Linked DNA regions of Homo sapiens: all the other regions are linked to region 1. Evidence: read pairs that join two places in POLR2A ChIA-PET (ENCODE). Cell type or tissue: PC-9. All regions are shown on one strand.

What was found. Peaks named below come from ENCODE experiments on the same cell type or tissue, not always from the same donor. Only the 100,000 strongest peaks of a DNase experiment are listed, where the experiment ranks them.
Region 2: POLR2A ChIA-PET joins it to region 1 with 10 read pairs; 1 of 35 experiments calls an interaction of 5 or more read pairs at or near these places.
Region 3: POLR2A ChIA-PET joins it to region 1 with 6 read pairs; 2 of 35 experiments call an interaction of 5 or more read pairs at or near these places.

The regions. Positions count from the first base shown.
Region 1 is chr14:64,994,669-65,002,668 of GRCh38, reverse strand. All of the region lies in intron 3 of CHURC1-FNTB (CHURC1-FNTB readthrough), which reads right to left. The region is part of intron 1 of FNTB (farnesyltransferase, CAAX box, subunit beta); the gene reads right to left. Among named protein-coding and RNA genes, the nearest start is that of FNTB, 12 kb to the right of the region's middle. In PC-9, no CTCF peak of the experiment used is centred here; DNase peaks (open chromatin) are centred at 3,858 and 5,068; H3K4me3 peaks cover 2,418 bases; H3K27ac peaks cover 5,361 bases.
Region 2 is chr14:65,434,857-65,442,856 of GRCh38, reverse strand. All of the region lies in intron 1 of FUT8 (fucosyltransferase 8), which reads right to left. Among named protein-coding and RNA genes, the nearest start is that of FUT8, 26 kb to the right of the region's middle. In PC-9, no CTCF peak of the experiment used is centred here; no DNase peak of the experiment used is centred here; H3K27ac peaks cover 2,342 bases.
Region 3 is chr14:65,687,397-65,695,396 of GRCh38, reverse strand. All of the region lies in intron 7 of FUT8 (fucosyltransferase 8), which reads right to left. Among named protein-coding and RNA genes, the nearest start is that of MIR625, 220 kb to the right of the region's middle. RefSeq lists enhancers at 2,185-2,746, 3,309-3,871. In PC-9, no CTCF peak of the experiment used is centred here; no DNase peak of the experiment used is centred here.

The DNA.
Region 1 (8,000 bases):
AAACCTCCTTCTCTGCTGCAACCCCGGTCTTTCTTTTTTTTTATTTTATTATTATTATTTTTTTGAGACGGAGTCTCTGTCATCCAGGCTGGAGTGTAGTGGCATGATCTCGGCTCACCGCAACCTCCACCTCCTGGGTTCAAGTGATTCTCCTGCCTCAGCCTCCCAAGTAGCTAGGATTACAGGTGCCCACCACCCCGCCCAGCTAATTTTTGTAGTTTTAGTAGAGATGAGGTTTCACCATGTTGGCCAGGCTGGTCTCGAACTCCTGACCTCAGGTGATCTACCTGCCTCGGCCTCCCAAAGTGCTGGGATTACAGGCGTGAGCCACCACGCCCAGCCAACCCCTTGGTGTATTGACTTGCTGAGTGCATCAGGCAATGGTTGTGGACACAATGTGGTCTCATGGGAGAGCTCCTGTATACAAGGTATAGTAATGAGGGAGCGTCTGGTTAACAGGATTGGCGTTCACCTTCCTTGGCATTCCTAATCTTTGTAGTGAGACATGTTTTTTTTTGAGATTTCAAGATACATAAAAATCTCCCTGGGAAACTTCAAAATTGAGTCATTTATTTCCGAAATACCCATTGAGGTAGAGCTCCTAGTCCCTTTGAGAAGCATGAAAGAATTATCTGTGATGATGAGGGGAGCAGTGATATGAATCATCTACGATGGCAGCCAATCTAAAATTAATTTACATCTGGTTTTAGAATACGCTTTGATATTTGCTTTTGAACATGAATTTGAAGGATGATCTGTTTAAAAGGTTATAATACTTCAAAAAACAGACTGACGTCACCATGAGAATCCGACTTGGGAGGAATAAGAAAGTTGTCCCAGAATCATAATTCTTTTTCCATTCCTGACACTCATGCAGCTAAAATAAAGCACCAGCCTAAATGAAACACAGACTGCATTTCTCAGTCATGCGTATAAGCTGAATGGGATAGAAAAATATATAAGAAATTGGTAAGATCATTAAATAAAGATTTGCCTATGATATACCATCATCCCTCAGTATCCATGCGGGATTGGTTCCAGGATCTCCCAGGATATCAAAATCTGTGGATGCTCAAGTCCTTGATATAAAATGCTGGAGTATTTACACAAAACCTATACAACCCTCCCATATAATCACGAGTAGCTTAACTACAGGGATACATTCTGAGAGACGCCTTCTTAGGTGATTTCATCATGGTGGGAACATCAGAGTATACTCACACCAACCTGGGTGGTATAGCCTACCACACGCATAGGCTGTATAGTGTGGCCTACTGCTCCTGGGCCACAGACCTGTACAGCATATTACTGTACTGAATACTGTAGGCAAATGTAACACAATAGTAAGCCTTTGTATATCTAAAAGTATCTAAACACAGAAAAGGTAGAGTGAAAATACAGTACTATAATCTTTCCAGACCACTGTGGTATATGTAGTCTGTTGATTGTTATATAGTGCACGCCTGTATTTTAAATCATCTCTAGATTACTTATAATACCTCCTAGTACAATGTAACTGCAATCGAGAAAAGAAAAATAGCTCAGAGCAGTCTGAGTTATGTGAGGTATGCAAAATTTATCAGGCCCAGAGAGACCAAGTATAGGACTTCATTTATGCTCCCAACACCCATGTCCGGGGGCAGTTGTTTAAAGGCATTTCATTCCTCCCTAGCTGCCTCATCCATTATCTTCATGTTCCTGGAATTTGTGATACAAAGAATAATGTATACCTTATGTAATTTTAGTGTAGAGTCTTGGTAAACAATTTAGGAATCGCCTCTTCTTTTCTTTTGCTTTTCTTTCAGCCAGCTTTTTGGGTAACTATTCTTTTTTTTTTTTTTTTTTTTTTTTTTGAGACGGAGTCTGGCTCTGCCAGGCTGGAGGGCAGTGGTGCGATCTCAGCTCACTGCAACCTCCACCTCCTGGGTTCAAGTGATTCTTCTGCCTCAGCCTCCCGAGTAGCTGGGACTACAGGAGTGTGCCACCACTCCCAGCTAATTTTTTCTATTTTTAGTAGAGAAGGGGTTTCACCATGTTAGCCAGGATGGTCTCGATCTCCTGACCTCGTGATCTGCCGGTCTCAGCCTCCCAAAGTGCTGGGATTACGGGCGTGAGCCACCTCACCTGGCCCTGGGTAACTATTCTTGTCCTTTAAAAACCTACTTGTAACTGCTGCTAATTAGAGTGTATATTCAGGGCAACTTGAATCTATGCTCTTGGGTTGCAATCTTCAAGCTTGGCCCAAATAAACTCTCTACTTACATTAACTTTGCCTGAGCTTCTTCCTTTTAGATTGACATAATAACAAGAAAATAAGTCTGTACTTATTCAGTACAGACACAATCTTTTTTCCAAATATTTTTGATCTGTGGTTGGCTGAATCCACAGATGCAGAACCCACGGATATGGAAGACCAACTGTACTGTTTTATCTAAGTGAGTTAATGAATTCTGAATGACACAAAATCAAGTGGGAAGAAAATTCACTTCCTTTACCCCAGTACAAGCCTATTCAAATCCATACGACTTAATAATATTCAAAGGCTAATGCATGAACCCATCTTCCCCTTGGCATTCTGGCACTTAGATGTCTAGGAAGGAAAGCTCCCAGCCAGGAACTCCTTAATCAGAAGTCCCATCTTCAGCTTTCTTGCGGGAAAGCAGCCAAGTACAACGCAAGAAAAATGGAGGTTTATTTCTAAGCTAAGACACCTGACAAAAACATGGAAATATGTCATACCACAAGGTGGAAAATGCTTAAAATTTTCCCAACATAGTGTCCTTCTCTTTGGAGTTCCTAATCATTTCTTCAGAATGAACAAGTGATTTTCCAATGCAGTTAGTAACTAACTCATATCTGAAAAGTCAAGTTATGAATTCTGATGACTATCTGTGTATTACAGGTCAGCTGTTCATAACAATGAATAATTTTCTTTTAAGAACTAGTATATTCTGGTATATTTCTCTTTTTTTTCTTAACAGGTCCCATGGAGAACTAAGAACTGGTGTATTTTTTTAACAGCTTTATTGAGATATAATTCATATACCATTCAACTCACTCATTTAAACTGCACAAATCAATGACTTCTAGCATATTCATAGATTTGTGCATCCATCACAATCAATTTTAGAACATTTCACTCCCCTGAAAAGTAACCCCCCACCTCTTAAGCATCAAATCCAGTTTATCATTCTCCCCACTGCTAACCACTAATTTACTTTCTTTGTTTTTGAGATGGAGTCTCACTCTGTTGCCCAGGCTTGAGTGCAGTGCTGCGATCTTGGCTCATTGCAACCTCTGCCTCCCAGGTTCAAACGATTCTCCTGCCTCAGCCTGCTAAGTAGCTGGGATTACAGGCACCCACCACCATGCCTGGCTAATTTTTTGTATTTTTAGTAGAGATGGGTTTCGCCATGCTGGCCAGGTTAGTCTCAAACTCCTGACCTCAAGTGATCCATAAGCCTTGGCCTCCCAAAGTGCTGGGATTACAGGCATGAGCCACCATGCCTGGTCCACTAATTTACTTTCTATCTCTATAAATTTACCTGTTTGGAATTGTATATAAATGGAATCATAAAAGCTGTGGTCTTTTGTGGCTGGCTTCTTTCACAAACATAATGTTTTCAAAGCTCATCTATGCTGTAGCATGTACCAGTACTCCTTTTCTTTTTATTCATATTATTTCACCAAATAATATTCCACTGTGTAGATCTATCACATTTCGTTTAGCAGTTTATCAGCTGGTGGACAATTTGGCTGTTTCCATTTTTTGGCTATTATGAATAATGCTGCTATGAGTCATAGAAACCATTCCTCTTACTCAAGAAACAGGTTCTCCAGAAACTAAGCTAAACTTGTTTGAAATGTAAATTCTCAGGTATTCTCAGTATAGACCTATAGATTCACTTAGCTGGTGGGGTCCACCCAACTTCTTTTAACAAGTCCTCCAGTGGATTCTGATGCAATGCTAACATTTGTGAACACTGTCAAAATCAAAATGGAGTCACTTGTGTTTAAAAATCCTGACAAATAAAGCCAGGGACAGCTATGAAGAGAGGGTTCTCATGCATCAATGCCTGATTAACAAAAACTATCCCAAATGACTCTGCAAAAACCACAATCCTGCACAAAGGTCATCACAACCTTACACAAAAAATATCTCCACAAGGACATCTGTCCAGCAATTGCCTGTCCAATCTCAGACTGGTCACACTTGTTACTGATCCTTGTAGCCAATAATAATTATCTTAAAAGAATTATATAATCCTCATTATTCCTTGAAAAACCTTTGTCTTCCTTTACCTCCTTGAATATGCACATAGTTTACTGTGGCACAAAGATTCCCACTGCAATACACTATTCCCAAATAAGTGTCATGTTCTTTTAGAGAGCCTCTGTCTGTTAATTTAGGTTGAAGGTTTGATAAAACAAGATTTTTAGTAGTGGCAATAGTCACTAAATTTCAGCTCAGAGGTTGATGCGCAAAGTTTTACCTCAAATAGTACTTTCTTCATTCATAATTTAAAAACAGTAACGTACTTTTCTTCTCAACTAGTAAAGGATAAACAAAGATAACAAACCTTTTAAATGTTTAACAAACAAAAATTCTCTAAATAACCTAACATTTTGAATGTGCAGGAGACCAGAATATGCCACCTCAAAACATGACTGTAGGAGACCAGAATATGTCTTCCCACGATAGGCTTCTTTGGCATAAGGATTACTTTGAGCTGATTATTTTGAGAAACAGCAGACAAAGGAAAAGCTCTGAAAACAGAGTAGAAGTTACCTCATTTGTAAGGGAAAATTACATCTATAAAAGGAAATCTCCATTTGCCTCTCTTTCTGTACCAGGGAGACAAGGATGACTCTAAGCCACTAGGAACTCTTACCAATGGAGAAGGCACCTGCCTAAACCTGCATAACAAACCTTATCCTTGTTTACTGTGCTTTTCCCGGTCACCTCCCCATTCCGGGCCTCCCCAACATCCTTCTTTGTTTCAGTTGAACACTGTAGTTAAACCTGAAGTCTATGCCACCTCTTTGAGATTTACTCATTTTGTAACCGCCCAACGGGTTCTTCCAGCTTGCTGCACAGACACAATCAATTCACTAAGACCACAGCCTTGCAATAAAGAATGACTTTAACTGACATGCAGCTGGCAACACCACACTGGAGACAGAGTTATTACTCAAATCAATTTTCCCAAAGGTTTGGAGGTTTTTCAAGGATAGTTTGGTGGGCAGGGGGTTAGGGAATGGGAATGTTGACTGGTTGGGGATGAAATCATAGGGATGTGGAAGGAAGATGGTCCTCCGGCACTGAGTCAGCCTGTGGGTGGGGCCACAGGACCTGTCTGTGTGGAGTCAGCCAGTCAGAAATGCAAAAATCTGAAAAGACATCTCAAACAGCCAATCTTAGGTTCTGCAATTGGGATGTTATCTACAGGAGTAATTGAGAAAGCTCTAAATCTTGTGACCTCCGGAATAATCGCTGGTTATCCTTTACACCTACATCTTAGCAGAATTCAGGACCCTCTCACAATTCTAAAGGGAGATTGTCTTTCCAAAATTACGACCATCAGAGAAATCTGACAAGACTCCAACTGATCAAGCAAGACTCTGTTTCTATTTTTTTTTTTACTGTGAAATGAAAAAAGGCAAAATGACAGTGTGACAATTTATGTGAATTTTTAAAAACACAAATCCAGTTGTTTATGAATGCATAAAAGGATTAAAAGTGAAGTGGAAGGATGCACACACAACTTATGATAAGGGCTGCTTCTGGGAAGGGTGGCAGGCACACTGAACTGGGGATAGGGTTAAAGGAGGCTTTGGCTATATTTCTAATTGCTTTTCCTTTAAACAAATAACCAGAAGCAAAAAAAAAAAAAAAAAAAAAGATGTTAGCAAATGTTAATTCTCAGTTATAGAAAAATGGCTCTTAATTACATTATTATACTTTTGTTAACCATAAATTTCTTAGAAAAATAAAGGAAAAGGATTTCAAAGTGCTTAGTTTTGTGATACCTCATCCCCTACACCTACTTAGATAGGCAGGCCACAACATACGCAGAAGCTGTGTTCTCAAAGTTCATTGGTTTTTAGACCTTATTTGTTTTCCCATCAACACAATGTTATACCTAACTGTTAGGTTCCAAGGCCAGCTCTCCCATTATTTAATGTATAACCTAACAAATGTTAAGCCTAACAGTACCTCTCTCACCTTCTCTAATCATGAGGCAACTGATCACTCACGATATGGCAAAAAGGGAACCCAAGAGTTGAGTTTACCCCTGCTCCTGACAGGGCACAGGCTAGATGTTTCTTTTCTTTTCTTTCTTACTTTCTCTCCCCTCTCTGTCTTTCTTTCTTTCTTATAATAGAGATGGGCCTCACCATGTTGCACAGGCTGGTCTCAAATTCCTGGCTTCAAGCAGTCCTCCTGCCTCAGCCTCCCAAAGTGCTGGGATCACGGGCATGAGCCACGGTGCCCAGCCCAGGCTTGGTTGTTTCTTTTCTTTTTTCTTTTTTTTTTTTTTTTTGAGACAGAGTTTTGCTCTTGTCATGCAGGCTGGAGTGCAATAGCATGATCTCAGCTCACTGCAACCTCCACCTCTCAGGTTCAAGCGATTCTCCTGCCTCAGCCTCCTGAGTAGCTGGGACTACAGGTGCCTGCCACCAGGCCTGGCTAATTTTTGTATTTTTAGTAGAGATAGGGTTTGACCAAGTTGGCCAGGCTGGTCTCAACCTCAGGAGATTCGCGTGCCTCAGCCTCCCAAAGTGCAGAGATTACAGATATGAGCCATTGCACCCAGCCCCAGGCTAGGTGTTTCTGTGTACAGAATGTTTTCAAGTTTGCTGGTCAGGCTTTATACATACATACATACATACATACGTACATATACATACATACACTTATATGCACACATGTATATATATAAAATATATACATATATAATATACACATATATCTTTAAAATATATAATATAAACTAAGTATGTATCAACTTATAAACTATACACACATATATGATATAAACTAATATAGTAATGTGCCACATAAGGATGTTTTGGTCAAGAACGTACCCCATATTCCACGGCAGTCCCGTTAAGACTATGATGGAGCTGAAAAATCCCTACAGCCTAGTAACACAGCTTTCATGATGTTGTAGCACAAAGCATTACTCACATGCCTGTGGTGATGCTGGTGTAAATAAACCTACTGCACTGTCAGTGTTATAAAAGTATAACACATACAATTATGTACAGTACATAACACTTGATAATGATAATAAACAACTACATTACTAATTCACATGTTTACTATACTATATATTATTATTTTAGAGTGTAACTCTACTTATTTAAAAAATTAACTATAAAACAGCTTGAGGCAGGTCCTTCAGGAGGAATTCCTGAAGAACGCACTGTTATCCTAGGAGATGACAGCTCCATGCCTATCACTGTCCCCGAAGGCCTTCCAGTGGGATGAAATGTGGAGATGGAAGGCAGTGACACTGATGATCCTGACCCTGTCTAGGTCCAGGCTAATGTGTGCGTTTGTGTCTTGGTTTTTAACAAAGAAGTTTAAAAGGTAAAAAGAAAGTTAAAAAATTTAAAGTAGAAAACAGCTTACAGAATAAAAATATACAGAAAATATTTTTGTACAGCAGTACAATGTGCTTGTGTTTTAAACTGTTATTACAAAAGGGTCAAAAAGCTGTAAAAAAATTTTTTAAGTTCATGAAGTAAATAATTTACAGTAAGCTAGGTTTAATTTATTATTGAAAGAAAAAAGCGTATGAATAAATTTAGTGTAGCTTAAGCATACCGTGTTTATTTTTATTTTTCATAATGTCTGCTCAGTAACAAGTGTACAGTGTTTATAAAGTCTACAGTAGTGTACACTCATATCCTAGGGCTTCACATTCATTCACCACTCATTCACTCACTCACCCAGAGCAACTTCCAGGCCCACAAGCTCCATTCATGCTAAG
Region 2 (8,000 bases), 440 kb before region 1:
CTATACTGTATTCTTAATTTTTTTTTTTTTTTTAATGAGATGGGGTCTCACTCTGTCACCCAGGCCCAACTTGGCTCACTGCAAACTCTGCCTCCTGGGCTCAAGCAATCCTCTCATCTCAGCGTCCCAAGTAGCTGGGATCACAGGCAAGTACCACCATGCCCAGCTAATTTTTTGTATTTTTGGTAAAGACAGAATTTCACCATGCTGCCCAGGCTGGTCTTAAACTCCTAAGCTCAAGTAATCCACCTGCCTCGGCCTCCCCAAGTGTTGGGATTACAGGTGCGAGCCACCACAGCGGGCCTATACTGTATGTATGTATGTATGTATGTATGTATTTATGATGGTCAGTACCTCAAATGTTTGTGCCCTCAAATGTCCACCCTTGGCCAGGCGTGGTGGCTCACTCCTGTAATCCCAGCACTTTGGGAGGCTGAAGCAGGCGGATCATGAGGTCAGGAGATTGAGACCATCCTGGCCGACATGTCTCTACTAAAAATACAAAATACAAAAATTGGCTGGGTGTGGTGGCACATGCTTGTAATCCCAGCTACTCAGGAGGCTGAGGCAGGAGAATCACTTGAACCCGGAAGGTGGAGACTGCAGTGAGCCGAGATCGCGCCACTGCACTCCAGCCTGGCAACAGAGCAAGACTCAGCCTCAAAAAAAAAAAAAAAGTCCACCCTTAGCTGTTTCTGTTTTGCTCTGGATTCATGCTTCTCAATCTGGATGCATCTAAGAATTATCTAGGGAGCCCTCTGAAAACCCAGATTAAATCTGGGAGCCCTTTGAAAACCCAGATAAAATCCCATTAAATCTGAGTAAACATAGGTGGGAACTGAACAATGAGAACAACTGGACCCAGGGTGGGGAACATCACACACCGGGGCCTGTCGTGGGGTTGTGGGAGGAGGAGGGATAGCATTAGGAGATATACCTAATGTAAATGACAAGTTAATGAGTGTAGCACACCAACATGGCACATGTATACATATGTAACAAACCTGCGCGTTGTGCACATGTACCCTAGAACTTAAAGTATAATTAAAAAAAAAAAATCTGAGTAAATACAAACTGATTTTTTTTTTTTTTTTTTTTTTTTTTTGAGATGGAATCTCACTCTGTCACCAGGCTGGAGTACAGTGGCACGATCTCAGCTTACTGCAACCTCTGCCTCCCGGATTCAGGCAATTCTTATGCTTCAGCCTCCCAAGTAGCTGGGATTACAGGCATGTGCCACCACACCCGGCTAATTTTTTTTTTTGTGTGTGTGTTTTTAGTAGAGATGGGGTTTCACCATGGTGGCCAGGCTGGTCTTGAACTCCCAACCTCAGGTGATTAACCTGCCTTGGCCTCCCAAAGTGCTGGGATTAAAGGTGTAAACTACCATGCCCAGACCTGTACTCATTTTTAAACATAAAATAATTTACCTACTAAACAAATCTCACTGTGAACGAAAGCTTGGTTCAAATTTTTTAATAATTATCAACATATATGTATACTTTTCTAAAATTTGTGAAAACAGAAAATGGTCACTATTCTAAGGTTCAATACTATGAATTACAATTAAACTGACATCTGTATTTCAACAACCCTAATCTCTTCTAACTCCACAAACATCCTCTACAGTAGGTCTCCATATATCAAGTAGGGAAAGAAATTCTGAAAGTTACAAAGAAAATTAAAAGTTACCTGCCCCTCTTTAAAAACATATGTATCTTTCCACTTACCCTTCCTAGTTATCTAAATAAGAAATTAACTACTAAAAAAAATCTGTGTAAAATATACTTCAATATAACCAGCTTATATTCATTCTTTTTTTTCCTCTTTTAAGTGGCAGACATAGTTTTGAGTATAAAATGTAGCTCTAGTTTTGCTAGCTTGAATCTAAATTCTAATTCCACAGTTATAAATTGTTGCAGAGGTAAGGAAGTTTCTACTCAGCCTCATTTAGGTGAAGGGTACTTCTCATTTACAATAATTGAGATAATTGGACTATGCTTTAGCTTTTCCCTAATTCTTGGTGTGTTTTATTGCCTGTATTGGTTCTTCATGGACCCAAATAAAATTCTCACTAATACTTGTGACTTACCAATTATACCAACTATAGATGTCTCAAATTTAAGAGTTTAAAAAAAAAGACCTTAGGTGGCCAAAGAAGTCATTTTCCCACAAGAGGAACTCCAGATGGATACAATGTTTAAACTTCATTTTAATTGGCAAATAGAAGTTACACATATGTATTGTGTACAACTGGATGTTTTCATATATGTGTACGCTGTGGAATGATTAAATCAAGCTAATTAACATACCTATTATCTCATATATCCAAGCTTTTTTTGTTTTAATAGTAAGGACACTTAAAATCTACTCTCTAGCTGGGCATGGTGGCATATGTCTGTAATCCCAGCTACTAAGTAGGCTGAGGCAGGAAGATTGCTTGTGCCCAGGAATTCTAGATAAGCCTGGGCAACACAGTGAGATCCCATTTCAATTTAAAAAAAAAAAAAACTACTTTCTAAGCAATTTTCAAGTATACAACACTTTATTATTAACTACAGTCAACCATGCTGTACACTGGATCTCCAGAATTTATTCCTCTAAATACCTGAAACTTTGTACACTTTAACCACATCTCCCCATTTCTCCCCAGCTGACAGCTCCTGGTAATCACCATTATATTCTCTGCTTCTATGAGTCTAACTTTGTTAGATTCTACATATAAGTGAGACCACGCAGTATTTGTCTTTCTGTGTCTGGCTTATTTCACTTAGCATAATGTCCTCCAAGTTCTTCCATGTTCTTATAAATATCAAGACTTCCTTCTCCTGAAAAGCTGAACAGTATTCCACTGTGTGTGTGTACATATATATATATATATATATATATATATATATATATACACACACACACACACATTTTCTTTATCCATTCATGTGTTGATGAACACTTAGGTTGATTCTATATCTTAGCTATGGCAAATAATGCTTTAACAAACATAAGAGATAAGATAATTTTCTATTTGTAAAGAGATCCACGAGCAGAACTAGAGTGCTCAGCACTTACGTGATGGTTTCTCAACACTAGGAGGCTTTTGTGCATATTTTATTGTTGCTATTGGTGTTTAAGGGAGCATTTATTTTCCTTTAAAAGTACTCCACATCCATAGAGAAAAAACTTGTAGTTTCTTTTCCTCTCCATGAAATGCTTTATTAAATGAGTAATTTGTTTGAATAACTGAGACAGTATGAATTATGTACCAGCTAGGAACCCCCTTCAAAGTAAGAAAGGAAATAGTTTCTATCACCCTTTAAAATTTTTTAAATATATTTATTTACATTTAGGAGTATGGCTTTAAAGAAACTTCTGTCCTTCACATGACCCTCCAGTTCAAGTGCCCAACAGAGTCTGACTTGAAATTATCAAGTTACTAAACAAAATATTCTAATTAGCCTATATGAGGTACATGTCCATTCTCTGAGGAAGACTGACTTGTTTCCCTCCATCTCTACTTCTGTTCTGAGTATTATTACTATGATCCTCCTAAACCAGTTTGTCCACATCCTTATAGCCTCAAAAGTAGAGAGGATCTCCTTTCTGCTAGATGCAGTTCTAAAAACCCAGGACAGAGCTGGTATTTTTGCTTACATATCCATCCTTGAACCAATAACTGTGACAGTAACAAGCTTCCATTTGGATCATGTTACTAGGGTAGGGATAGGATGAGTTTTCCAAAAGAGGCAAGTAAAAAGGGGTCTGTTAGTGATCTAGACATATTCTCTAGAGGAACTGCTGGCAGCCAATTAGCCAAACCAATCTGTATCAACTAAAATTGGAGGGCAGGGGAGACTTAATGGACACATCGTTCTTTAGAAATTATATTTTTCATTAGGAAATAAAATATGTGTAACTGTGCTTACACATTCCTTCATATTCCTGTTAAAGTTTCTTTTTAAAAAATTAAAATTTCAGGTGCTACATAACTAGCAATGCATAGCAGCTTCTAACTGCAACACTGTGCCTGTGAACAATCATTATAGAAAATGTGGAGAGCAAGAGAATTCAGGGACTTAGCAGTGGAGAGATGAAACAGCACCAAGAGTTCAACCACAGAACAGGAAGCAGAAGGGAAGATGCCTTAGATGGAGGTGTGAAGGATCGTGGGTTCAGCAATGCATAATAAGAAAATCCAAAATAACTATGGCATAAACAAAACAGAAGTTTATTTCTCTCTCACATAAAATAATCTGATAATACTCCAGAGCTGCTCTACCATGACATAAATATACAGGGTCTTTCCAGCTCTCCATTCTACCATCCTTACAAGTATAGCCCCTATCCTCATGATCTAAGTTGGCAGCTGGAAAAAATGATAAAGAATGGTAAAGCTCTTCCTTTAAATAGACTTCTGGGAAATACCAAATACTTCTACTGACATCTAACTGACCAGAATTTAGTCACAAGGTAGTAACTTGCTACAAGAGAACTTCAGAAATTTGTTCTTTCAGCAAGTGGCAATTGGGCCCTCTATCTAGGTTTCATTAACTTGAGAGAAGCAGAGAATGAATATGTGAGGGGAAAAAAAAAACTGCCTAATTTCTGTTGTAACAGGTCAAAGACAAGAAAGGCAGATGAAGGTAACATGTGAATGTAAACTTTCCTTCTCTAATCTCAAGCTACAAAATGGCTAGACTGAAATATTCTTGATATATTCTTACTTGAGAGAGGAAATGGACAAACAACTTTTGATTTTACTTTAGACAACTTCTTATCCCCTCTCTCCATATTATTATAAAAGCCCATATGAGAAGTAAAAGTGTGAGCCAAAATAGTTTGGGTCAAAGTTTTAAAACCTCTTTACTATACAGAGGTATGAAACCAACATGTCCAACAAACAGAAAACACCAAAGCAGAAATAATTTAAAATCAAAGAAAAAAAATCACTATCACTATAAAGACTCTTCTACAGTTAAGACTTCTACATTACTTCCTAGATCCAGAAACTCAGGCTAAACTCCTCTTCTTTACTCCCTACTCCATTGCTTGCTAAACCTCTCTCCTTGCATCCATAAAGCACATCTAATCTCCTTGGTTCTCCTTCCTTGCTGTTTTAAGGATTTTATTGTAATCACTATGGGTAATAACAAAAAAACATTAAGAAATTATGAAGTTTTTAAAACCTTATAAAATACTCTGGGACCTCAAATATTCTCATTTTACTGGGAAGAACTAATGATGTCAAGTAATATGAATTCATGTACTCTAGTCCCAAAACAGTAAATTGCATTTCTACGACCCTAAACATTAGGTGACGTATTTCAAAGTCTTTCTTTAACACAAGCATGACATGGAGATGGCAGTGGTGGTGTTAGTGGTGATAAGACCAAATTAAGACCTTTGGAGGTCCCAAGTACAGAAAATATAATAGTATAGCCCTCTATTCTCTCCCTATTAAATACAAAATAAAAACAATACTAAACAGCTAACATTTAATCCAATAAATTCTTATTTCTTTCCTAATTCTACTTCAGTATTTTTTTAAATGTTAGGTAGTAAATGCTTTCAATTGTTTTTCAAATTCTTTTCTTTCTGCTTTGCTGATACCCTAAGCTTTTGTTTGATAAAAAGCTGTGGCTAATCAGTACTAAGTGCTAATAAACAGAAGTAAAAGCAGTTGCAACTTGAAGAGGTCTGCTCTACATCAGATATTTTACATGCATTATTTATAATTCTTGTCACATCTATAAAAAGGAGAGATTATCAATCCTGTTTTGCTGATAAAGAATGAACTCAAAGAAGCTAGACAAGATGCCCAAGGTCACTCATGCAGTAAATGGCAGAGTTGAGTACCTGAAATAGGCCTTTATGTCTCCCAGGTCTGATCCATTAGACATACTGCCTGTAGGGCATTTCTTCAGAACTAGCTCCTGGACAAAAATTTCATTTCAGAGAAACATTGAAAAATGCTTTTTAAATGCATCATTTGGTAGTACTCAAATTTTCCATGGAACCTAATCACTGATAATCCTAGATAATAACTGTAAATATATAGCCCAGACTGCTACACTGCACAACTCCAGTAGGAAAAAAGAAAAAAAAATTTTATGTGAATGATGTCCCCTGGAATTGTGTGATACAGTTGAGTGTGCAACCCCAATGCTTGTCAAAGACCTTGTCAGGGCCATTTACTATTCTATTTTGGAAAAAAACTTTTTTTTTTTTTTTTTTGAGAGGGAGTCTCGCTCTGTCGCCCAGGCTGGAGTGCAGTGGCACGATCTTGGCTCACTGCCAGCTCCACCTCCCAGGTTCACACCATTCTCCTGCCTCAGCCTCCCCAGTAGCTGGACTACAGGCGCCCACCACCACACCTGGCTAATTTTTTGTATTTTTAGTAGAGACAGGGTTTCACCATGTTAGCCAGGATGGTCTCGATCTCCTGACCTCGTGATCTGCCTGCCTCAGCCTCCCAAAGTGCTGGGATTACACGTGTGAGCCACTGTGCCTGGCCACTATCATTGTTTTTTAAAGCCAATAAGCATTCTCGGAATGTTAAAGAAAAGTTTTTGTTGTTGTTGTTTTGAGACAGGGTCTTGCTATGTTGCCCAGGGTGATCTCAAACTTCTGGGCTCAAGCGATTCTCCTGCCTCAGCCTCCTGAGTAGCTGGGATTACACACTTGTGCCATCAGGACCAGCTCAAGAAAGATATTTTACAGCCTGGGCAACACAGTGAGACCTTGTCTCTACAAAAAAATTAAAAACTAGCCAGACATGGTGGCACACACCTGTGGTCCCAGCTTCTCGGGAGACTGAGGTAGAAGAACTGCTTGAGTTCAGAGTCGTCTGAGGCTACAGTGAGTGATGATCACACCACTGCACTCCAGTCTGGGTAACACGGCAAGACTCTGTCTTTTAAAGAAAAAAAAAAAAAAAAAAGGGAAGATATCTTAAAGCACACGAAAATAAAAATACACCAAAAGTCAATTGTAAGAAAATGCAAACTAAAACCACATGATATACAACTATACACCTATTATAAGAGCTAAAATTAAAAAAAAAAAAAAGAAAGAAAAAGGAACAGATACTACCAAGTGCTAGTAAGGATGTAGAGCAACTGGAACTCTCAAACATCGTTGGTGGAAATGCAAAATGGTACAACCACTTTGGAAAACAATTTGGCAGTTTCATACAAAATTACACATATGCTTACCATATCATCCAGCAATCTGCTCCTAGGTATTTACCCAAGTGAAATGAAAACTTATGATCACACACAAAGCTATACATGAATGTCTATAGCAGTTTTATTCATAATTGCCAAAAACCAGCAATAAGCTAAACGTCTTTCAACAGACAAATGGATAAACTAACCATGGTACATTCATACCACAGATTACTACTCAGCAATGTAAAGGAACGAACTATTGATACACGCAACATAAATGAATCTCAATGAATTTTCTAAGTAAAAGAGGCTGATCCAAAAGTCTATATAACTACAATGTCACTTACAGTTGGCCCTCCATATCCACTAGTTCCATATCTGAGAATTCAACCAATATGGATAGAAAATATTATAGTAAAAAAAATACAACAAAAATAATACATATAAACAACATAACAACGATGTATATAGTATTTACATTGTATATTATATTTAGCGATGACTGGAGTACCAGGAGGATGTGTGTGTATATGTAAACACTAGGTCATTTTACATAAGGGACCTGAGCATCTGTGAATTTTAGTATCTGAAGGGGTTTTGGAACTAATTTCCCTCAGATAAGGAGTGACAACTGTGTATGACATTCGGAAAAGTAAAATGGTAGCCATAGAGAATAGATCAGTGTTTTCCAGGGCGATGAACTTAGGGGGAGAGGTTAACTACAAATGGGCAGCAGGAGTTCTGTGTCTTGATTATGAGGGTAGATACATATTATATGCATTTGCCAAAATCCATAGAACTGTGTATCGCAGTGTGGATTTTAATGTATTAATGCAT
Region 3 (8,000 bases), 690 kb before region 1:
GAGGTTTAATTATCCAAGAAGACACAATTATACCTAATATGTATAATGCACCTAACAACTGACTGTCAAAATACATAAGGTAAAAACTTACAGAATTGCAATGAGAATATACAAATTCACTATTATACTTGGAGACTTCAATACCTGTCTATCAGTAATTGACATAACCAGCAGGGAGAATATTGGTAAAGACACAGTTGAACTGAGCAGCACCATCAATCTAATTGATTTATAGAATACTTCATCTAGCCACAGTAGAATGCACATTCTTCTCGAGTTCACAGGGAACATTTCACCAAGCTAAACAATATTCTGGCCTACAAAACACACCTTAACAAATTATTTATTTATTTATTATACTCTAAGTTTTAGGGTACATGTGCACAATGTGCAGGTTAGTTACATATGTATACATGTGACATGCTGGTGTGCTGCACCCATTAACTTGTCACTTAGCATTAGGTATATCTCCTAAAGCTATCCCTCCCCCCTCCCCCCACCCCACAACAGTCCCCAGAGTGTGATGTTCCCCTTCCTGTGTCCATGTGTTCTCATTGTTCAATTCCCACCTATAAGTGAGAATATGCGGTGTTTGGTTTTTTGTTCTTGCGATAGTTTACTGAGAATGATGATTTCCAATTTCATCCATGTCCCTACAAAGGACATGAACTCATCATTTTTTATGGCTGCATAGTATTCCATGGTGTATATGTGCCACATTTTCTTAATCCAGTCTATCATTGTTGGACATCTGGGTTGATTCCAAGTCTTTGCTATTGTGAATAGTGCCACAATAAACATACAAGTGTATGTGTCTTTATAGCAGCATGATTTATAGTCCTTTGGGTATATACCCAGTAATGGGATGGCTGGGTCAAATATAAATTTAAAAGAACAGATATCATACAAAGTATGCTCTCAAACCACAATGGAACTAGAAATCATTAACAAAAAGATAGCTGAAGCACTTTGTGTTATTTATAACACAAGAATCAAAGAAATGTCAAGAAATAAAAAATATTTTAAACTAAATGAAAATAAAACATTAAAATTTGTGGAACGCTGCAAAAGTGGTACTTAAATGTATATTCGCAGCACTGAATACACATAATGAAAAGGAAGAAAAAGCTAAACCCAATTATCTAAGCTTCCATATTAGCAAACTAGAAAAAAGCACAAATTAAATCCAAAGTAAGCAGAAGAAATCAATGAAACTGAAAATAGAAAAACAACAGAGAAAATTAACAAACTGAAAAGCTAGTTCTTTGAAAATATCAGTAAAATGAAGAAACCTCTAGTGAGGCTAACTGAGAAAGAAGGGGAGAAGACCCAAATTACTAATATTAGAAATAAAAGACAGGCCACAACAACTAATCACGTGGACGTTAAAACGATAATAAAGGAATATTATGGATAACACTGTACCCACAAATTTGATAGCTAACATGAATTGAACCAATTCTTTGAAAGATCCAATCTACCAAAATTCACACAAGGAGAATTTGGTAATCTGAATAGGTCTCTATATTGATCAAAGAAATAGAATAAACAATAATTTTCCAAAAGAGAAAGCACCACACTCAGATAGTTTCACTGGTGAATTCTACTAAACATTTAAGGAACAAATGATGCCAATTCTGTATAATTTCTTCCAGAAAATAGAAACAGAAGGAATCCTTCCTAAATCATTCTATGAGGCTAATATTACACTAATACCAAAACCACATAAAGACATCATGAGAAAGAAAACAGACTAATAGCTCTCATTAATGTAGATGCAAAATCCTCAACAAAATATTAGCAAATCAAACCTAACAATGTATAAAAAGAATTATTCTCCCTCTCCCCCTCCCTCTCTCCCTCTCCCCACGGTCTCCCTCTCCCTCTCTTTCCACGGTCTCCCTGTGATGCCGAGCTGAAGCTGGACTGTACTGCTGCCATCTCGCCGTCTCGGCTCACTGCAACCTCCCTGCCTGATTCTCCTGCCTCAGCCTGCCGAGTGCCTGCGATTGCAGGCGCGCGCCGCCACGCCTGACTGGTTTTCGTATTTTTTTGGTGGAGACGGGGTTTCGCTGTGTTGGCTGGGCTGGTCTCCAGCTCCTAACCGCGAGTGATCCGCCAGCCTCGGCCTCCCGAGGTGCCTGGATTGCAGACGGAGTCTCGTTCACTCAGTGCTCAATGGTGCCCAGGCTGGAGTGCAGTGGCGTGATCTCGGCTCGCTACAACCTCCACCTCCCAGCCGCCTGCCTTGGCCTCCCAAAGTGCCGAGATTGCAGCCTCTGCCTGGCCGCCACCCCGTCTGGGAAGTGAGGAGCGTCTCTGCCTGGCTGCCCATTGTCTGGGATGTGAGGAGCCCCTCTGCCTGGCTGCCCAGTCTGGAAAGTGAGGAGCATCTCTGCCCGGCCGCCATCCCATCTAGGAAGCGAGGAGCGCCTCTTCCCGGCCACCATCCCATCTAGGAAGTGAGGAGCGTCTCTGCCCGGCCGCCCATCGTCTGAGATGTGGGGAGCGCCTCTGCCCCGCCACCCCGTCTGGGATGTGAGGAGCGCCTCTGCCCGGCCGTGACCCCGTCTGGGAGGTGAGGAGCGTCTCTGCCCGGCCGCCCCCTCTGAGAAGTGAGGAGACCCTCTGCCCGGCAACCACCCCGTCTGAGAAGTGAGGAGCCCCTCCGCCCGGCAGCCGCCCCGTCTGAGAAGTGAGGAGCCCCTCCGCCTGGCAGCCACCCCATCTGGGAAGTGAGGAGCGTCTCCGCCCGGCAGCCACCCCGTCTGGGAGGGGGGTGGGGGTCAGCCCCCCGCCCAGCCAGCCGCCCCGTCCGGGAGGGAGGTGCGGGGGGTCAGCCCCCCTCCCGGCCAGCCGCCCCGTCCGGGAGGGAGGTGGGGGGGGGGTCAGCCCCCCGCCCGGCCAGCCGCCCCGTCTGGGAGGGAGGTGGGGGGGTCAGCCCCCCGCCCGGCCAGCCGCCCCGTCCGGGAGGGAGGTGGGGGGGTCAGCCCCCCGCCCGGCCAGCCGCCCCGTCCGGGAGGGAGGTGGGGGGGTCAGCCCCCCGCCCGGCCAGCCGCCCCGTCTGGGAGGTGAGGGGCGCCTCTGCCTGGCCGCCCCTACTGGGAAGTGAGGAGCCCCTCTGCCCGGCCAGCCGCCCCATCTGGGAGGGAGGTGGGGGGGTCAGCCCCCCGCCTGGCCAGCCGCCCCGTCCGGGAGGTGAGGGGAACCTCTGCCCGGCCACCCCTACTGGGAAGTGAGGAGCCCCTCTGCCCGGCCACCACCCGGTCTGGGAGGTGTACCCAACAGCTCATTGAGAACGGGCCATGATGACAATGGCGGTTTTGTGGAATAGAAAGGGGGGAAAGGTGGGGAAAAGATTGAGAAATCGGATGGTTGCCGTGTCTGTGTAGAAAGAAGTAGACATGGGAGACTTTTCATTTTGTTCTGTACTAAGAAAAATTCTTCTGCCTTGGGATCCTGTTGATCTATGACCTTACCCCCAACCCAGTGCTCTCTGAAACATGAGCTGTGTCTACTCAGGGTTAAATGGATTAAGGGCGGTGCAAGATGTGCTTTGTTAAACAGATGCTTGAAGGCAGCATGCTCGTTAAGAGTCATCACCACTCCCTAATCTCAAGTACCCAGGGACACAAACACTGCAGAAGGCCGCAGGGTCCTCTGCCTAGGAAAACCAGAGACCTTTGTTCACTTGTTTATCTGTTGACCTTCCCTCCACTATTGTCCTATGACCCTGCCAAATCCCCCTCTGCGAGAAACACCCAAGAATGATCAATAAATAAATAAATAAATAAATAAAGAATTATACACTATGACCAATTGGAATTTATTTCAGACATCCAGTGCTAGTTCATCATCGAAAAATCAATCAAGATAGTCCATCAAATCAACAGGCTAAAGGAGATAAATAATTTAATAATATCAATAGATGCAAGAAAAGTAGTCCACCAAATCCAACACCTATTCATGATTAAAAACTCTCAGCAAGAAAGAACATCTACAAACAGCCTACAGCTAGCAAACTGCATAATGGTGAGAAACTTGATACCTTCTTCCTAAGTTGGGAACAACACAAGGATGGCCCCTCTCACCATTCCTACGTAACACTAAAAATAAAAGGAATCAGTCAGTAGCAGAAGTCAATGGAATAAGACAAAAGAAAGAAAGAAAAGGTATACAGATTGGGAAGGAAGACATAAAACTATCTTTGTTCACAGATGACATGGTCATTTATGTAGGAAATCCCAAGAGTTGGCAACTTGCCCCTGCCCCTCCACCCCCCAAAAAAACCAGCAAAAAACCCCTGCTGGAACTAATAAGTAACTATATCAAGGTTGTAGGATACAAGGTTGATATACAAAAGTCAAATGTGGCTGGGCGTGGTGGCTCACGCCTGTAATCCCAGCACTTTGGGAGGCCGAGGCAGGTAGATCACCTGAGGTCAGGAGTTTGAGACCAGCCTGGCCAACATGGTGAAACCCCATCTCTACTAAAAGTACGAAAATCAGCCCGGTGTGGTGGCACACGCCTGTAATCCCAGCTACTCGGAAGGCTGAGGCAGGATTATCAGCTTGCACCCGGGAGGCAGAGGTTGCAGTGAGCCAAGATCACGCCACTACACTCCAGCCTGGGTGACAGAGCGAGACTCTTGTTTCAAAAAAAAAAAAAAAGTCAAATGTTTTCCTATATACCACCAATGGGCAATGAAATTTAAAACACACACCACCATTTACATTAGCACAAGAATGAGAGAGAGAGAGAGAGAGATAAAGGGATGACAGAAGTTAAAGTCTAATAAAATACATTATGAGCTCTATATGACAAAAATTATAAAACTGAAGAAAGAAACCAAAGAAAATCTAAATAAATAAAGAGCTATTCCAGGTTCATGGATAGAAGACTCAATATTGTCAATGTCAATTTTTCTCAACTTTATATATAAATTCATCACAATCACAATTGAAATCCTGACAAGTTACTTTATGGCTATCAATAAGCTAATTCTAAAGTTTATACAGAAAGGCAGAACACCCAAAAGAGTTAATATAACATTGAAGAATAACAAAGTAAGAGGACTGATCTACCTGACTTCAAAGACTTTTTTGAAGATTACTTTATATATAAAGTAATCAAGACAGTGTGATATTGGAAAACAGACAAATAGATGAATGGAACAGAAGATCCCAGAAAAAGACCCACATAGAGATGGTCAACTGATCTCTGAAAATGGAGCAAAGGCAATCCAATGGAGAAAAGATAGTATTTCAACAAATGGTGCTGGAAAAATTAGACATCTACTTGCAAAAACAACAAACAAACAAACAAAAACAGGGTATAGAATCTAGACATTGACCTTATACCTTTCATAAAAATGAACTCAACATGGATCACAGACCTAAATGTAAAATGCAAAACTGTAACACTTCTAGAGGATAACACAGGAGATTATTTAGGTGACTGTGGATTTGGCAATGAGTTTTCAGATATAACACCAAAAGCACAATCCATAAAATAAAACAATTGAGAAGTTAAACTTCAGTGAAGTTGAAAACCTCTGCTCGGCTGGGTGCTGTGGCTCATGCCTGTAATCCTAGCACTTCGGGAGGCCGAGGTGGGCGGATCACGAGGTCAGGAGTTCAAGACCAGTCTGGCCAATATGGTGAAACCCCATTTCTACTAAAAATACAACAATTAGCCAGGCACGGTGGCATGTGGCTGTAGTCCCAGCTACTTGGGAGGCTGAGGCAGAAGAATTGCTTGAACCCGGGAGGCAGAGGTTGCAGTGAGCTGAGATTGCACCACTGCACTCCAGCCTGGGCGACAGAGCGAGACTCTGTAACAAAAAACAAAAAAACAAACAAACAAACAAAAAACCTCTGCTCTATGAGACATAGTTAAGAGAATGAAATGAAAACCCACAGATGAAAGAACTTATATCCAACTCAACTCAACTTTATATATAAATAGAACTCTTATAACCAAAATATATAAGAACTCTTTCCAAAATATAAAAAGAACCCTTAAAACTTAATAGTAAGAAAGCTAACAACCCAATTATAAAATGGGCAAAAGACCTGAGCAGACATCTCACCAAAGAAGATGTACAGATGACAAACAAGCATATGAAATGATTCTCAACACTGTATGGCACTAGTGAATTGCAAATTAAAACAGAATACTACCACATATCTATTAGAATGGCTAAAATCTGAAATAGTGACAACACCAAATGCTGGGGAAGATGTGAAGAAATAGGAACTCTCATTCATTGCTGCTGCAAATGCCAAATGGTATAATCACTGTTATGGACTGAATGTTTGAGTCCCTCCTCTCCCCTCAAATTCATATGTTGAAGTCCTAACTTCCAGTGTGATGGTATGAGGAGATGGGGCCTTTGGGAGGTAATTAAGTTACATGAGATAATGAAGGTAGAGTTCCCATGATGGAATTGGTGGTCTCAGAAGAAGAGGAAGAGACACAGAATTTTCTCTCTCCACGATGCGAAGGTAAACACCAGGAAGAAGGCCCTCACCAAAACTGTATGTTGTTTAAACTACCCAGTTTATATTTTGTTATAACAGCCTAGATAGACAGCCGTTTTGGAAGATAATTTGGCAGTTTCTTACAAAGCTAAACATAGTTTTGCCATATGATCCAGCAATCTCACTGCTACAGCTTACCCAAGTGAGTTGAAAATGTATGCCCACTCACACACCTGCACACAAATATTTACATTAGATTTATTCAAAATTGCCAAAAAATTGGAAGCAATCAAGATGTCATCTATGATCCATATTGAGTTCATTTTTGTGAAAGGTATAAGGTCAGTGTCTAATCCCAACTCCCCTGCCTTTTTTTTTTTTTTTTTTTTTTTTTGGCATGTGGATGTCCAGTTCCAGCACCAACTAACTGTTGTTAAATGGATAAATAAACTGTGATGCATCCATATAATACAGTACAATTCAGCAATAAAAAGAAATGAGCTGTAAAGTTACAAAAAAGACATGTAGGAACCTTAAAAAAAACAAAAGCCAGTCAGAAAAAAAACACATAATGTATGATTCCAACTATATGACATCTGGAAAAAGCAAAATTGTGGAGATTTAAAAGATTAGTTTGCCAGGGGTTAAGGGGCAAGGCAGGTGGGGAGGGATAAATAAGTGGAGCATGAGATTTTTAGGACAGTGAAACTTCTGTATGATTATGCTACAGTGAATAAATGACATTATGCATTTGGCAAAAGCAAGAGAATTGTACAGCACAAAGTGAACCCTAATGTGAACTATGGATTTCAGTTAATAATATATCAATATCACTTCACTGATTATGACAAATATACCATGCCAATACAAATATTAATAATAGAGGGTTAGGCATGGTGGCTCATGCCTGTAATCCCAGTGCACTGGGAAACCCAGGCAAAAGAACTGCTTCAAGCCAGGAGTTCATGACCAGCCCGGGCAACATAGCAAGACCTGTCTCTACAAAAAATTTAAAACTTAGCAAGGCATGGTAGCACACCTATAGTCCCAGCTACTCGGTGGTTGAGGTGGGAGGACTGCTTGAGCCCAAGAGTTCAAGGCTGCAGTGAGCTATGATCGCACCACTGCACTCCAGTTTGGTCAACAGAGTGGGACTCTCTTAAAAAGGTTGGGGAGAATAAGTCATGGCTGGCACTTGGTGCAGGGGGTAGGGGGAGTGGGGGGTATATAGGGGAACTCTTATTTTCTGTTCAATTTTTCTATAAGCTTAAAACTGCTCTAAGAAATAAACTCTAATATTTAAAAATATATTCATTCAAAACCGACCAAAAAGAATACATATAGATATGCACATATATATTTAAGTGGTATTTTTATTTTTGGATTTTCTGTACTTTCTGGGTTTTTCAGCAATAGGTGTTCATTGCTTTAAACTTAAAAGTTTTATTTAAAGGAAATTATGCTAAATAAACAGATTTGGCATCACCAAAATGACAATATGATACAAATGTAATTAAA